Linked DNA regions of Homo sapiens: region 1 is linked to region 2. A link is a contact called in ENCODE Hi-C or POLR2A ChIA-PET data. All regions are on one chromosome and are shown on one strand. Each heading gives the region's core, a stretch centred on a gene start or an enhancer-like site at or near the end of the contact. The rest is flanking DNA. Distances are from core to core; before and after follow the strand shown.

The links. A loop is a pair of places that touch in the nucleus more often than their neighbours do. ChIA-PET counts read pairs that join two places held with the same protein, here RNA polymerase II (POLR2A). Pooled maps may share reads with other maps.
Region 1: a pooled map shows a loop between it and region 2 (2.4-fold over the local background). The contact joins the enhancer-like site here to the promoter of GBP1 in region 2. A Hi-C loop is called at or near these places in 3 of 50 pooled maps. POLR2A ChIA-PET finds 5 or more read pairs at or near these places in 6 of 52 experiments (CD4-positive, alpha-beta T cell, activated CD4-positive, alpha-beta T cell, activated T-cell and 2 more).

What each region holds. Positions count from the first base shown.
Region 1 is chr1:89,309,703-89,313,818 of GRCh38, reverse strand. No RefSeq gene overlaps it. Among named protein-coding and RNA genes, the nearest start is that of GBP5, 39 kb to the right of the region's middle. Within about 2 kb of position 1,957, at least 9 of the 41 ENCODE cell types and tissues checked have a DNase peak (open chromatin) inside an H3K27ac peak, as active enhancers do.
Region 2 is chr1:89,063,099-89,066,696 of GRCh38, reverse strand. It overlaps GBP1 (guanylate binding protein 1), which reads left to right and starts at 1,489. Exons shown (of 11, transcript NM_002053.3): 1 at 1,489-1,537; 2 at 3,444-3,598. The coding sequence starts at 3,463. The region is part of intron 2 of LOC105378841 (a long non-coding RNA gene); the gene reads right to left. RefSeq lists an enhancer at 1,193-1,292.

The DNA of each region.
Region 1 (4,116 bases), core at 708-3,207, 250 kb before region 2:
CACCTCATTCTAGATGAGAAGCCATTCATCTTCAGCCTGTACCCCTTTTGAATGCATCCTGAACCCCTGGGAATCCTTTGAAAAAAAGACTCCTTTTTTTCCTTTTTCTCCTTCTGTTCTCTCTTCACTGATAATTGGGTCTCTGTACTATGGGACACTCCCCTCAACACATCCTACAAACTGGGAAAAGTTAATTTCCCAAACCTTAAGTTGGTTGGCTTAGGATTGGGCTCAGGGCATGGGAACCCAGCAACTCAACATGCCAGCAAAATGGTAAAAGTTTTTTTTTTTTTAACAATTGGGCTTTTGGACCCCGTCTCCCTGTATAAGCTGGTAAAAGGCCTCAGGATTTTTTAGCTGTCCTCACCCCCCTTATTTCATTTTGATACATGTTTTCTAATAATCCAGTTTGTCTCTTCTCACCTTTAGGCCATCAAATACCAAATGATCCTGCAACTGGAGCCCCGGATAATGGCCCCTTTTGCTGTGAACCCTCAGATATGTCTCTTGGGGAGATCTGACTGCCATTTTCCCAAAACAGCATCCCTTGTCATCAGGAAGCAGTTAAGATTGGTCTTTGTTCTTATCCTTATACTAAAGGCAATTAGATGTACTTCTTTAGACGGGGGAATGAGACAGCCAAGGGTTCACAGTGAAACCCTGCCTTCAAGTCTAAAACAGCCTGAAGGCTGAAAAACCAGACTGCTGGTCCCAGATGAAGCCCGTCCTTTCCCAATTAATTATTTCTAAATGATGTCCACCTGTGAACTGGGAGGATGGGGTAGAGCCTTGGGAAGTTCATGCCATTTGCAGTGGGGAGGAGCCTGGCCCCTCCTGTTCCCATGTAGTGAACTGGGATTCAATCTGAGAGGTGAGAAACCTACTAGAAGGACTCTTCTCTCTTTGCTGAGAGTTATTTTTCCTTTTTCCTTTTTGTCCAATAAATTCTGTTTTCCTCACCCTTTTATGTGTCTGTGAGCCTAGTCTTTCCTGGCTGTGTGTCAAGAGACTAGTTTTAGCTGAACTAATGAGAAAGTTTTGCAACACTTGTGGTGTTAACCAACCCAGTTGTGACAACAGAATATGTCTTGAGATATTGACAAATGTCACTTGGGGGCAAAATCATCCCCCTTTTACTATTGGAAACCACTGAGATGGCATAATTAGAACCATCTCTATTCAATCACATGGCTAGTCTCAAAATAGGTATTCTGGAGTCTAGGCAGCCATAAAGGCTAGGAAAAAGGGTTGAGGGGAGAGCCACTTAAAAATGTCTAAGGACCATGTCTTCTTTATCGTAAAAAATGTTTAAATTGCTTAACTCTCTGTGGAGAAGATAAAGTTAACGTGATCTAATCCATTGTCTCATACGGTAATTTCCCAGTCTCTTGTTTGATGTTGCTTTATCAATGGGTAGGTAAGTGTATCTATTTTTATTAATCTTTTTCAATATTTTCTGGTTAGAACATTTTCATGTCATCTAATTCAAAGTGCTTCCAGATTCAGAAGTGTATTATAATTCTCCTTTTATTTTTATTCAGGATAATGTTAATAATTCAATAAATTATTTATTCAATTTATTCAGAATAAAATTCAAAACTCTAGTATGTAACAAAACAAATCTAAGAAAAGTTTCTAAAATTACTTGGTTTTATATAATACATTTTGTTAGGGTCACCCCAACCAGACTGTTCCCCTCCCTTCCAGTGGGTCTTATGATGCAGTCCTTTGTGACCTCTGCACAGCTCCCCCAGGGCTAAAGAAAAACCCTTCACTGACCCCGCCAGTAACTGTTTGTCCAGGCAGTTACAGGATGTGGTTAATGTGTCTGTTCACCTTGCATAACAAAGCTGGCAAAAGCATTCCCAGGATGCAGTCAAGACACCTCCACACCCAACTCGGCTCCCCGACCCCGACTCAGCCCTTCTGTACACCCAACTCAACTCCCCTACCCTGACCCAGTTCCTTGCCCTATAAAGCCCTGCTGTAGTCTGTAAGTGGGGCTGCCTCCTCTGCTTTTGTCAGGAAGTAGCCCAGCAGGGCTGACAATAAATCAGCTTGCCTGAACTTAGGTCTACTGGCCTCATTCCTTTTTCAGCTATCCTTCCAATTATCCCTTACACGTTTATCTCTTAGAAATAGAGATTTCTTTTGAGGCACAGAACAATAAAGGCAAACTCAAAGAGAGCACTTTTAAACTAATTGCATTGAGTCATTCAATAAATACATAGGTATGACCATTGACCATGGGTTGCTGGTCACTGTGAAAGGCATGGGAAGGCATTGAGTATAATGTGGTTTTCAGATTAGAAATAAAATATTAAACAAATTAAACACCAACAAATGAAATATTTGAATTTCTTATCTGCATTGTAAAGGACTAATACAGGGTGCCATGAGTAAGTGTAGAAAGGAGAAAAAGTGTTGGCCCAATTGAGATTAGCTGGCCAATGATCCTTCTCTCAGGAAATGAGAATTAAGATGAATTTTACTAAAAGCACAATTAGGAAATAAATGAAGGAAAATTATTGAGAAAGAGCTTGATGTGTTTGGTCCTGAATGAAGGTTCATGTGGTGAAGCTGAGATTATGTGGGATGAGGAGAGGGGTGAGCAAAAGCCAGATTGTGTAAGATCTTGCAGGCAATCAGAGAGGAAAGGATTTTACCCTACCTGCAGTAGGAAACTTCTATGACCTTTGTGCAGAAAAGGTGAATGGCTTAGTTTGTGTTTTTAAAAAAGCACACACCATGATTACTACACTGAAAATCAATTGAAGATGGCCAAAAACAATGATTCCTGGCCATGCCATCAGCCCCCAAAATAGACCCTGCTGCAGCTTTTTTAAATGGCCAGCTGTTTGTAGAAAGATTTAAAATGCTAAAAGCTATGTATTTATTCTGGAAAAGCAGCAATGAGAGGTGCTGAGGCTCTTAACTATAATGTTTCTCCCTTTATTCCCTCCAAATTGCACACATTTCCACTCATTATGTTTGAAAATCACTTTGTATAAAAGTTTTCCAGCCAGAAAAACAATCCCTTAGGTCATTCAAGGCTACTTGAAATGGCATTTCCTGTAAACATACTTCAGATTGAAACTGAAAGCAATGAAGAGCTACTTTTATAATTGGCTCATTTCTAAGAAGTCAGCTTCTGTTCTAGCAAAATAATGTTATATTTTGCCATAGAGTTTCCAAAGCGAAGGTGTCTGAGCTCTATTTGAATTCATTTTCCAAACATGGCCCCTTCTATCTTATAGCATAATAAATATATGGACAAGATATTATAAAAAGATAAAACAAAGGTTTTTTTTAACATAGTATCCCCAATTCTTGATAGGGAGGAAAGGGTGCACATTTCTAAGTTCACTGATATGTCTGCTGGAACAGAAAGGGAGAATACAAGGATGTACATGTCAACAGAAATCTAAGTAATTAAAAAAAGATGCTAAATTGTTTTGATAGAGAAATTTTGATTCATTCTGGAAGCAAAGATAGTGAGTAGAGAAAAGAAAATAGAATAGGCAGAGGAGAGAGTAGTGCCAGGAAGATAGAAAGGGGGTGAGCTTCAGTGGAGTAAAGAGCTCTTGGTTCCCTTCAAAGCTGTGATGGGCAAATAAAACTTAGGAAAAAAGATACCCTCTCGTCCTCTGTAAAATCAACTACACTGACACATGGTTTTTTTTTTTTTTGGATAACTTGCATTTGAAAGTGGAGATTATAGAAGCTGCTATGACAATCTCTATCTCAGTTTGTATTACCATACAACAGGTGAGAGATCACTTCCATCATCATCATGACTGCAAAAGGATCAGACAATGACTCAGCATAGTCTTAGCCACCCTTTGAAAACCACCCAAATATTACAGAAAAATAATAGGAATCATTCCTTGATCTGCTGTTTTCTTTGTGAGGCCATGTAGTGTGAGATGATATGTTTGAATGAGATAAACAAATTTTTATTCTGATAAATGATCTAGCATAGTAAAGAAGTCCATCATGAACTAGCCTATGAAAGAGACTCTGAAAGTGAATTCCTAGGGAAGAAAATGGAGGCCGATGCTACATGCTCTGTTCATAAACTGTTCTAAGGTCTTTAACATGTCTCGTGGGCTAAGA
Region 2 (3,598 bases), core at 240-2,739:
TATGAATGAGAAAAGACACTGTATCTGCAATTTATATACATCTAATATATAATTTTAATGTGTAAGTGAGAAATGCTTGGCCAGGCCTGGTGGCTCACACTTGTAATCCCAGCACTTTGGGAGGCCAAGGTGGGTGGATCATCTGAGGTCGGGAGTTCGAGACCAGCCTGACCACCATGGAGAAACCCCATCTCTACTAAAAATACAAAATTAGCCAGGATAGTGGTACATGCCTGTAGTCCCAGCTACTTGGGAGGCTGAGGCAGGAGAATTGATTGAACCCAGGAGGCGGAGGTTGCAGTGAGCCGAGATCGTGCCACTGCACTCCAGCCTGGGCAACAAGAGTGAAACTCCATCTCAAAAAAAAAAAAAAAAAAAAAGAAAAAGAAAAAGAAAAAAAAAGAAATGCTCACACAAGGTTGGGTCTGGTGGCTCATGCCTATAATCCCAGCAATTTGGGAGGCCGAGGCAGGGGGATCATTTGAAGGAAGGAGTTCAAGACCAACCTAAGCAACAAAGTGAAACCACATCACTATAAATATATTTTTAAATGAAATGTTCACTCAGGCTTTTTACTATTTTATTTGCTTTTGCTGTAAAATAGAGATAATGCCACTTATTCTGTATGCTAGAAGTCATTACTGAATTAGACATAAAACACAAACAGCTCTTAGAAAACAATCTATAAAAATAAAATCACACTATAATAAATTTAAAAATAAAAAACCTATAAATAAAATATTTCTACAATTTTTCACTTAGTAAATAAGCAGCATAGTGAAGTGGTTCAAGAAGAGGGTATGGGATCATGAGTGCTTGGGTTCAGATTAGTTACAGTGTTATGATTTTAGACAACTAATAAAGTCTTTCTGTGCTCAGTTTCTATAAAACCATGAGGAAATATTATGAGTTTTCAGTTGTGCGATTCATGTAAAGCCATCAGTACTGAGCCTAGAACATGAGTACAACACATGGAGCCCCCTCCTGGCTGTGTGCTGGGCATTAAGTGCCAGGGGTTAGGTGTTCATGAGTGTGTTAAACATGTCCTTTCCTTATGTACTGCACCTCTCAAAGAATAGGCAGCTCCATTGAGAGTGTGTCTATTATTTTAGGAAATTGTAGCTGAAAATTAACATGATGCCTCCTCATTCTAGGTTTCTCAAATTGACTCAATCCATGAGACATGTATCATTGTATTCAAAACCTAATGGGCATTTTGTTAGACAACAAATGGTCTCTAAGATTTCCAACAACAACAAAAAAAATTTGAAGCTTCTGGTTGAGAAATCTTTAAACCCTCCCACTGGCACACTCCACTAATTCCATTTATGGTAGTGGAGTCAGTGATTTGAACGAAGTACTTTCAGTTTCATATTACTCTAAATCCATTACAAATCTGCTTAGCTTCTAAATATTTCATCAATGAGGAAATCCCAGCCCTACAACTTCGGAACAGTGAAATATTAGTCCAGGGATCCAGTGAGAGACACAGAAGTGCTAGAAGCCAGTGCTCGTGAACTAAGGAGAAAAAGAACAGGTAAGAACTTTTACTACTTCTCATCAAGCAGCTTTCTCTCTAGCTCCAAAGGATCTCAGCTCAGTGATATGGAACCTATAAGGTTGTGGCAGGGATGGGAAGGAATTTATAAAGGTCAGTTCATTTTCTTAAACATCATCAGAACCAAATTAGGCTGCAGATGAGCCTGAAGTGGGACGCAGGTCAGATGAAATCCTGGTGTTATCAGGGACAGCATGGCCTTAAGTGCCACTACAGTGCTTGTGTTGAATTAGGCACCAGTAGACAGGGGCTAAACTGAGCATTTGAAATGTACTAGGATAGTCTTTCTCTTTGTTGACATTATCTATGTTGACTAGGGATATGATTACATTTCCATCGTCAGTGATGGACTGAATCCTGCTTCTATGCAGCTAAGAAATGGAAGAGTTACAAACGGGTTCTTTTCATGGAAGGAAAGAACAGCAAATGAGAAGCAGAGTAAGCAGCCCACTGACACGGTTAAAGACAAAGAAAAAACTGAAACTCAGCCTGAAAGATGAAGATTCATGAAAACAGTATACTTTTTATTACACTTGTGAACTTTGTTTCAGAATGGATTACTTTCTTTAGAAATAGTCCAGACTCACTAATTTCCTAGTGCCCACTGATCCCTGTCCCTTAGAAGTGAAATTCAACCCCACTGCTTCACTGAAGTGCTTCCAATTTTGTCTTCTTTTAGTAGAGAGCAGGGCCAAAAGTGTTTCCTCTTTAATTCTCCTGTAATGCATCTCTACAGAAAATATCTTTGCTTACTTTAACCTCTCCATGCACTCAGACTACTTTGATCCTGCCTTCTGCAAAGTCTTCCCCTGAATGCCTTGTCAAGACACTAGCCTCATTCATCACCTCTGGTCTGACAGCTCCTCTCTCTCTCTCTCTCTCTCTCTCTCTCTCTCTCACACACACACACACACACACACACACACACACACACACACATTCCCAGCCCCTTATCCTCCTCTCCACTCCTACTATTCCTCCTCTTTCTATTTCTCTTTCTCCTACCCTACCAAATGGAAAACAGAACAAAACAGAAATCCTAAAGCTGTATCGCTGGAAATATATTTTATTTGAACAACTTCCTAGGTAGCTCTCTTTATCTGCCTCTTGATCTTTTAATCCTTATTATCTGGAGGAAACATTCAGTATTTGCAATTTTGCATTCATACCCTCAGTGACTTAGAAGCTATCTTATCGTGACTCTAATGAAGCTTAAGTTTCAGGGCCCTTCTCTTGGACATGACCCTTAGGAGCCCTTGGAAGGTTCCCTAGCCATGTGTTTCACATGGTTGTATAGTTTTATAAAATTTGCAAAAGTATGTTACATTGTTACCACTTCCAGAATGGCAATGTGAGAAGCTTTGTCAATCCTCATTGCAGTGAAATAAGCATAATCATTTGAAGATGGAGGAAGGAACACATTTAAAAATCTTTGGAAATTTTTCTAAGGGTAAACATCAAACTATGAATACTGATTCACTGTGTTGGATGTTTATTCACTGTGAGAATTAATAAGTGAATCAATATTGAATTCCTTACATACAGCCAGGATGCAAATAAATCCTCTAAATCCTATTCTATCTTCCATTAATTGACTAGTGAAAATATCTAATAAGAATCCAAAAAGAAAGTTTTCCACAATAAACTAAATGAAATATTTGGGTCGTGAGAGTAGTTGAGTGTTGATAAGTCACTGTCATGCTAACATTTTTCATAATGAGCTACTTTGACAATACTTCCATAACTTTCTCAAATGATACAGATTTTGCCTCATCTCTTTTGCTGTCACACACAAAACTTTTGGCCATACTGGGGAATCTTATGATTCTCCCTTATAATTGCAAAACACTAGAAATTCTCATGTATTTCACCTCTTCTCTTGCAGACAAGGGAACAGCCTGGACATGGCATCAGAGATCCACATGACAGGCCCAATGTGCCTCATTGAGAACACTAATGGGCGACTGATGGCGAATCCAGAAGCTCTGAAGATCCTTTCTGCCATTACACAGCCTATGGTGGTGGTGGCAATTGTGGGCC